2 separate regions of the Homo sapiens genome follow, and region 2 is linked to region 1. The links are chromatin loops, found by intact Hi-C in ENCODE. Cell type or tissue: GM12878. All regions are shown on one strand.

The links. A loop is a pair of places that touch in the nucleus more often than their neighbours do. Peaks named below come from ENCODE experiments on the same cell type or tissue, not always from the same donor. Only the 100,000 strongest peaks of a DNase experiment are listed, where the experiment ranks them.
Region 2: it touches region 1 in a loop (9-fold over the local background); 1 of 110 quality-filtered maps calls a loop at or near these places.

What each region holds. Positions count from the first base shown.
Region 1 is chr10:124,219,709-124,223,708 of GRCh38, reverse strand. No RefSeq gene overlaps it. Among named protein-coding and RNA genes, the nearest start is that of CHST15, 130 kb to the right of the region's middle. RefSeq lists enhancers at 1,937-2,116, 2,127-2,226. In GM12878, no CTCF peak of the experiment used is centred here; a DNase peak (open chromatin) is centred at 1,918; H3K4me3 peaks cover 787 bases; H3K27ac peaks cover 1,793 bases.
Region 2 is chr10:123,396,353-123,400,352 of GRCh38, reverse strand. All of the region lies in intron 6 of LINC02641 (long intergenic non-protein coding RNA 2641), which reads right to left. Among named protein-coding and RNA genes, the nearest start is that of LINC02641, 50 kb to the right of the region's middle. RefSeq lists an enhancer at 1,959-2,268. In GM12878, no CTCF peak of the experiment used is centred here; a DNase peak (open chromatin) is centred at 2,012; H3K27ac peaks cover 3,890 bases.

The DNA.
Region 1 (4,000 bases):
GTGTCATCAGTTTTCCTCACTTCAAAACCTCCCAGGTCAGGTGTCAAATGTCACTGATGCAGGAAAGTCAGCCAGGCAGTTCTGCCCCAAATCTGGGCATCTATAAAGAGGCCTGGGTAAGGGGGTGCAGGGTTATGCTGTGCCCTGTCATCACTGCCCTTGCGTGGTACCTCCCCTTACTGTCCAGGCTCTTCAGCTGTGCAAGGATGCCCAAGTGGCCGGGAGAGTGTCCGGACTGCCTGTCACACCACCTGGGTTGGACTCCTGGCCCAGCCTTGACTGCTTTGTGACTCCAGGCAGGAAACCTAATTGCTTTTGGCTTCCGTTCCCTCCACTGTAAAATGGGGATAAAGTGGTTCTCACCTCATAGGATTGAGGGATAAATGTGCTAATGCAGTTACAAGGTTTCGCACGAAACCTGGCACATAATGAGCTTTAATGCATGTTAGGTGCCAGGGATGTTGCTGGCAGCCAGCTGCATCGTCGTCAATCTCCCCCAATCCTCTCTTGCCTCAGGGTTTGCTCTTCATCCGAGGCTGGGATGGGATGGACTAGCTCTGGCCAGGACAGCGAGCTGCCTGAAAGTCACTCTCAGGAGCTCCCTGAACCCCCTGCAAGGCCTGCCTGGGTTATTGATACAGGCTCAGGTAATGGGCTCCCTGGGCTTGAATCCCAGCTCTGTGACTTATGAGCTTGGAACAGTGCTTTGCATAAATTAAGCACTCAGTATGTTTAGGAGTTGCTATGATGAAGCTCTGAAAATGGGCAAATCCTGGCTGCCTGGGGCTTGGGGGGCGGCGCCCTGAACACACTCCCTGTTACAGCTCATGCCTCACAAGATGCTGAGGTCTCCTGACTACGGAGCTCAAGGTGGAAGCCTCCAAGCGCCTCCAGCAGTGGGAGGGAGGGCAATACTTACCCTTTTCAAATGGCGTCCTCGGTAATTCCCACCAACACGCCTTGGGCCCACTGCCCCCACTCCCAGACAAGCTAAACTGCCCAGAGCTCTTGATGTTTTCTGTCCTGCTGTTTCCTTGCCTGGACGCCTGGTGAACTCAGCTGCGTCCATTCATGCAAATACCCTGACCCCATGAGGCTTCCCTTTGGGCCCTACACAGGGTGAATCTGTGAATCCCCCCCTTCCCTGGGCCACCTGGCCCTACGCTCAGGCCTCCCCACTGGACTGTGAGCAGCCTGAGGGCTGCTGGAACTGGGCCAACTCCTCCTCAAGGCTTGGTTGTGGTGCCCAGTGTGCAGGGACCCCGACAGACAAGGCGTGAGAGGCTGCATGAAATATACAAGAGACCGCGGTGCATCGCAGATGCTGATCTGTGTGTCTGTCCTGGGCTGTGAGCCCCTGAGGGGCAGAGACCCACTTCTCTGTATCTTGGAGTCCCTGCATCTTCTGACAGAAAGCAGGGGCTAAGAGATGCTGGTGAAAATGGACTTGAGTGGATGACTGGGGCTGTGAGGGTTGCTGGACACCGGGCATGCCTCGGCGGAGAGGTGGAGGGGACAGCGAGCGGCAGTCCCCCTGCCTGCGCGGTCGGATGTATGTTCACTCCTACAGAAACCACATCACCAAGGGGGCTCTGGGGTTGAAATTCCTGAAGGAAACCAGAGATTGTTTTACAAAAATACCCTTTCAAAAATAGCAGCTGTTTTTACTTTGCTTCTGAAAGGCGGCGGAGGGCAGCTTCCTGATTTGGAAAGACAAATGTTTGTGCAGCCTGGGGAGTGAGGGGCTGGGCGACGGGGGGCTCTGGCCAGGGGCCCAGGGGCCCCTTGTGTTTTGGGAGGAGTCCTAGGGGACCATGTAGGTGTGGACATCCGACTCAACGTGCAGCCCTGGCAGTGTGCGGTAACCAGTGACACGTAGAATACTTTTTAAAAAAGTCCTTTCTGACCACATCCTCTGACCCTCGCACCTGGAAACTGGAAGAGAAACAGGCCCCTTTTTAACTGTTAGGTTTCCCTGGTCAGAAATGACTCATCTCGTTCTTTCTGGAGACTTGGAAGTTAGAATGTATGGAAGGATGAATGAAGCGCTGCTGACTTTGGGGGCTCCTCGAGAGGGAATGCCATGGTCCCCAGAGAGTGACTTGGTTGGTGATAGGGCCATGTGGTTCCTCTCTCCTCAGTGAGGGAAGCCTCCTCCTCTCCCTCCCACTGGGTAGCCACATGGTTAAGAGAGCTCCAGGCTCTCACAAGCTGAGGTGTGAGTCCCAGTCCTATTACTTCCTAGCCGTGAGGTCTTGGTCAGGGATAACTTATGCCCCCGGCCTCATTTCCTTTATCTGTAAAGTGGAAATGACAAGCATCCTGGCCTGATAGGGTGCTTGCCAGGAGGACACAAACACAGGCCTGGAAATCGCTCATTTCACCTCCCAGCAGCCCTGTGGGATGGTTACTCTGATTTTCCCCATGGGGAGAATGAAGCTCAGAAGGTTATGCTGGAGAACCACTGTGGGGGGCTCCATTCGTCTCCGCAGCCCCAGGTCTTCACCGCCCTCCTGAAGCCAGCATGTGGCCCCTACGTCACAGGTGGGAATGGCAGCTCTGAGCAGCCCAGGACACACTTAGGGCTGTGTGTCCTGGCAAGGAGCTGGAAGGGAGCCCTCTCCTTGGCTGGGCTCTCCCACAGGCACGATTATGACCGCAGGTTCCGGGGCCTGCCCTTCCTTCCAGATGCGCAGGTGCCAGGCTCCACGTGGTCAGCGGCGCTCCTCCATGAGCAGGGGGCTGGAGTGGATACTTTTCCTTCTCTTTTCTGCCTCTTCCAAAGCTTCTGCCTCAGACTACACTATATTGTGGTTAGAAAAACAAAAACAATAAATGTCATTTAGAAAAAATAGCACTTGCTAAGCACTTTTGCTTTCTGTTTGTGTTTGGGACTCACAGAAGTCAGTTTGGCATGAGGCTGCTGGGACTTTGGTGGGGGCTTCAGGCCACCACGTGGTAGGTGGGAGCCCCTGGGCTGCAGAAGCTGGGTGCAGGGCTGGCAGAGGGCGGAAGGGGGCCTTCCCCATCATGGATACGATCTGCAGAGATCTGCAGGGATCGAGCCTGCAGGGACCGAGAGGCACCCATGCCTCAGCAGGGAGTCAGGCGGGAAGCTCAGCATTTGTGTCTGTAATCCAGCTCCTTCTCTCCACTGTTTTTCTGGAATTATTCCCACCTCCTCCACTTTGTCTTTAGGGACACTGCTTCATCTCATCCCCTACTTCTGTTGGGGCTACTAAGTATAAAACCTTAACTCCTTGGTCAGAGATTGGGACATTTGACCTAACTCTTTTGCTTCTGTGGATATTTTGACCCCAAAGTCATTTTGAATGTCAGCATTTTAACCAGAATTACCCAACAGTGATGAGTTTTCATCTAGAAAGTATCAGAATTCCAGCGGGGACCCCATTAAGCTGATGTAATCCCTCTATCAATTTTCTATACAGCGCAGTTAAGCCATTCCTGATGTTTCCATTTCCATTTTGCTGAAATTATTTTCATAGGGATCAATTTTTTTTTTTTTTGCATTTAGAATCTTACAGCAGAGATTTGCTTCTTAAATCACTTTTCGTCCATATCAAACTACTAATCGCAGCTTCTACCATCACGAGCGGCCACGGGTTCCATCCAGTACTGTTTTCCTGGGTGAAGTCATAATTGGTGTTGTTTGAGTTGATGCATAAGGAAATAGCAATTTCTGTAAGGCAGGGAGATGGCGGGGGAGAAAGAGTGGAGGAGGGGCAGAGAGAAGGAGCAGGCGTCCCAGAGGGGGACAGGGAGGAGGACAGAAGGGTCCCTGGGCAGAAATTGGGTGGCCACTGACTGGAAGGATGCAGGAGGAGGGAGCAAAGGTCAAAGTGCCCACTTGGCCACAGGATCATCGCATGGCACCATCCTGGTCAAAGACTGCCCTCCTCCCCCTGTTCTGGTTCAGGGCATACTAGCCGGCACCAATGGGGCGGTGTGTTGTGACTAGGTACGTGGGATGGAAGATGAG
Region 2 (4,000 bases), 820 kb after region 1:
AGGAGAGGAGGCTGGGGAGATGATGGAGGGTGTCTCAGGATTGTACCCCAGATTTAATTTATAGAGGCAATTGAGTGACAAGAGAGAGAACCACGAGGTGAAGGACTGGACAGGGCCAAGACACAAAGAGTGAGGCAGAAGCCTAGGCCAGCAGAGCCCTCATTGTGGTTTCCTCAGGAAAGGCCAGGCCAGGCAGAGGAAACAGCCCAGGACCAGCTAGTCTGAATCGTGTTGGGGGACCTCTGGACTCTGGGGTGGTCTCTAGATGCTCGGTATCTGGTTCAGGGGTGGTTTAGGGCAGGGGAAATATTGGTTAGTGTGTGAGTGAGATAGAGAAGGTGAGTGGAGAATGGGCCCTGGACTGGTTGGTTACATGTGAGTGGTGGTGGGCTTGCAGGCAATTTGCTTTCTGGCCAGTAAGGTCCCCAAGATGTCAAAGCATCATAAAATATAGAAAATACCAAACATGATTCATTCCTAGGGGTCCAGAGCGTGCAGGGCCTCACAGGCCACGGGGAAGAGCTGGAATCCCCTCTCAAGGATATAGAAGCCTGTAGATGGGGAGATCTATCTGGGAGTGGCTGAGAAGCTACGGAGGGAGGCTGCCTGTGAGCTGAGTCCAGAGACAAGGGCAGGGACGGGAGGCGCAGGAAGAGGGGGGTAGTGGGAACAAGGACTGTAGGGCGTGACTGTGCATCAGGAAGGGCGAAGGGTCTCGGGGTGTGTGGTCGGGTCAGCAGTGGGAAGTGGAGGCAGGAGCTGGGTTGCAGAGGGCTTGCCTGGAGGGTCGTGGTTGAGATTGAAACCATAGCTCTGAGGCCCAAGAATCAGCTGTCAGAAGTCCCCAGGTTGGAGAGTGGCTGATCAGATCTTTCCACTGCAGGTTATGATTCTTTCTTTTACGTTCTATGGTTGAGCTATACCTTCTCCCTCCGGGACCCTGAGAATTCCTGAGGCCAGAGCCAGTTCTTGTCTCAACTGTGAATCCCCCTTAAACCAGGCCCCATGGCTGTGTGCTTTACACGCGTTAGGTCACATTGTGTCACTTCAGCCCCTGCCAGTGCTCTGGGATAGGCACAGTCTCTGCCTTTATTGAAGGTAACTAAAGCTCAGAAAGTAAATCATGTGCCTAAGGCCACAGAGCTAATATAACACGGAGTCAAGACTCAGACGCACCCAGTGGTGTCCCCGTGAATGTTTAGCCAGTTCTCTGGGAAAAGAGAACTGATTGTTAGTGTTTGCCAATTTCTGTGGTGTAAATACTCCCACCATGGCTGATTCCAAGCTGCCAGCATGAGCTCATGGAAGGCAGAGTTGGGGAGCAACCATTATACAGTATTTCCACCAGAAGGATATTACAGACATAAATAACCTCAAAAGCATAGATCAAGAGTTGGCAAACTTGACCTGGGCTATGGGCCAAATCTAGTGCTACATGTTTATAAATAGTTTTACAGGAGTACAGCCATGCCCATTCTTTGATGCATTGTCTGTGGCTCCTTTTACCTTAAAACAGCAGACCTGAATAGTGTGTCAGAGACAAGAAAGCCTAAAATACTTACTATCTGCACTTTCATAGAAAAACTTTGGAAACCTCTGATACAGATGGTAATACAATGTTATAAAATAATTAGAAAATGATGAGTTTTGAGTATTTATTTTCTGTTTTTGATATAATTTATTTAATTGCAATTTTCTACAATTTCATTTTTAATATATGTTTAAAAACCAGCTGCAAAACACTTACAAATTTAGCAATCCGCTTTTGCAAGCTGGAAATATCCCACTCCGGCACACCACTGAATTACGTCTGCCTCCAAATCATGTGCTCTTTTCTTGACACATTTTCTGAATGAATGAAAGCATGCATGCATGAACAGACAAGTGGTCAGACCGAAAGAGAAGGGCCCTTGGCCTGCATGTTGGGAAATGTTGCAGACTTCAGCAAGAGCACAGATGCCTTCACCAAAGGCCTGATGACTGTAAGAATGAAACTCAGCTGACCTATTTAAAGCAGTTAGAGGAAGAATGGAGACTTAGCAGGTGAGAGAGGGAAACTAGAGAAGGGGCCTTCATAGGGCAATCAGGCCTAATTTTCCACGAGCAGAACCAGGATCAACAGGGCACCACAAAAGGTCTGTGTCCACCTCAGTGCAAGGCCTGTAGGCCCCATTGTCAATAGAAATGAAAGTCTAATTAATAGACACTGTTTTGCCCCATGCTGAATGCACTAAAATCTAACTTGGTTCTTTAAGAAGTGGAGGAGCAGAAGTGGCTTGTGTGAGGACCTTAAATTTTTCTTTAGTAGAAACCTTTATGCCTAACAGGAAATCATTTGAAGTGAAAATCACATAAGCAGAATTATCAGGTCTAAGAGCATGTGACTTGACCCTGTCTTTGGCAAGGGCTGTCTTGGGAATAAAGATGCCTACACTTGAGGTGCTATGCACAAACACAAACACACACATGCACACATTCACACAAATACACACACACACACACACACACACACACACACACACACACACACGCCACGTTAATACTGGGCCTGCCTATTCCCCCCAGTCATGATAGTTCCTGTTGCTTCTCACCCTATTCTATCCCCCTAAAAATACCCCGACACAGTGAAAGACACAGGCCAGAAGTTGAACACACGCTACAGAACCCTGAAAGGGAGATGGGGGCCTTAGAGAAGGCAGAGGACATTTGCAGAATCCTGAGCATGCTGGGAAAGGATGGTCGCACAGCTATTCCCCAAGATTATTCGGTGTGGCTTTTCGGGTACTGGCCCAGCCAAGAGGTTCAACTGAAAGAGAAAGAGAATTTCCAGTTTTGGGTTGTGTGTTTTTTTTGTTTTGTTTTTGTTTTTGTTTTTTTGCCAGGACACTTTCCCCTTGTCCTTGCTTTGCCCTTTCCTGTTGTGGAGGGGGCCACTCTCTGGCTTCAAGATGTGCCTCCTCTCTGTGGACCTGCACTGCACCTTGGATGGGACACCCAAAGCTGCTTGTCCCCAGGCAATTTTGCCTTCAGATGTCCTCAGCCATGACAGCCTGGTGCCCAAGCCCACTCAGGTGCCACCCTGCCATCTCACCAGCTTATCCTGGGGCACTCCCTACAGGGAAAACACACAGACAAAGGGCACCTTAGCTCCCTGGCCCTGGACTGCAGGGGCTGTCATTGGAGCCCTGCACATACGTGAGCCATGGATGCATCTTCACAAAACCACAGTCAGAAGGAGAAGGGGACTAGCCCAAGGTCACTCCATTGAGTTGAAGTAAAACCAGGCCAGGACTCCAGGTCTCCTGTCTGCCAGGCCTCCCAGAAACCAAACAGAACCCAGCTGCCAGGAGGAAATTGTCCTCTCCCTTCCTACTTTCATATTTTTCACTAATGATGGACGTCATCAACACAAACTTTCAAAACAATACAAAGGGCACAGTTATTGTTTCTTATGGAAGGGGTGAGAAGGAAAGAGAAACTTTATACATAATAATTTTTGCTATCAAATGAGAGATGCCGGTGACAAGCAGAGGCCAGAGTGTGGCACATTTAATTTAAGCCGTGGCAGCGAGGGGCAGCCTCCATTACAGCCATAATAAATTACATACAAGTGCCACCGAACAATAACAAAAACTGTGGGCCATCTATTTCAGTTCCATTTACAAGAAATCAATATCAATACTTAATGCAATACTGGTGAAAAATGAGCAGAGATACAGAAAGCATAATAAACCAGGAATGGAAGCCTCTCAGCATTTCACTTTGGAAGAAAAAACTAACTGTCTATATTTTCATGTTAAGGGATATTTCATTGAAACCATGCGCTGGAGGTATGAGGGTTTTCCAGATCTAACTTTAAAATATCCTCTTTATTTAATTAAGAAAGTTATTTAAACAGTCTATTTCTAGCTGGATAAAACTCATATGTATGGAAAGAGGCATTTCATCTTTCCCAATGCATTGGGCATCTTTCACCAAATTTTCTTTCTTGTAATAGCCT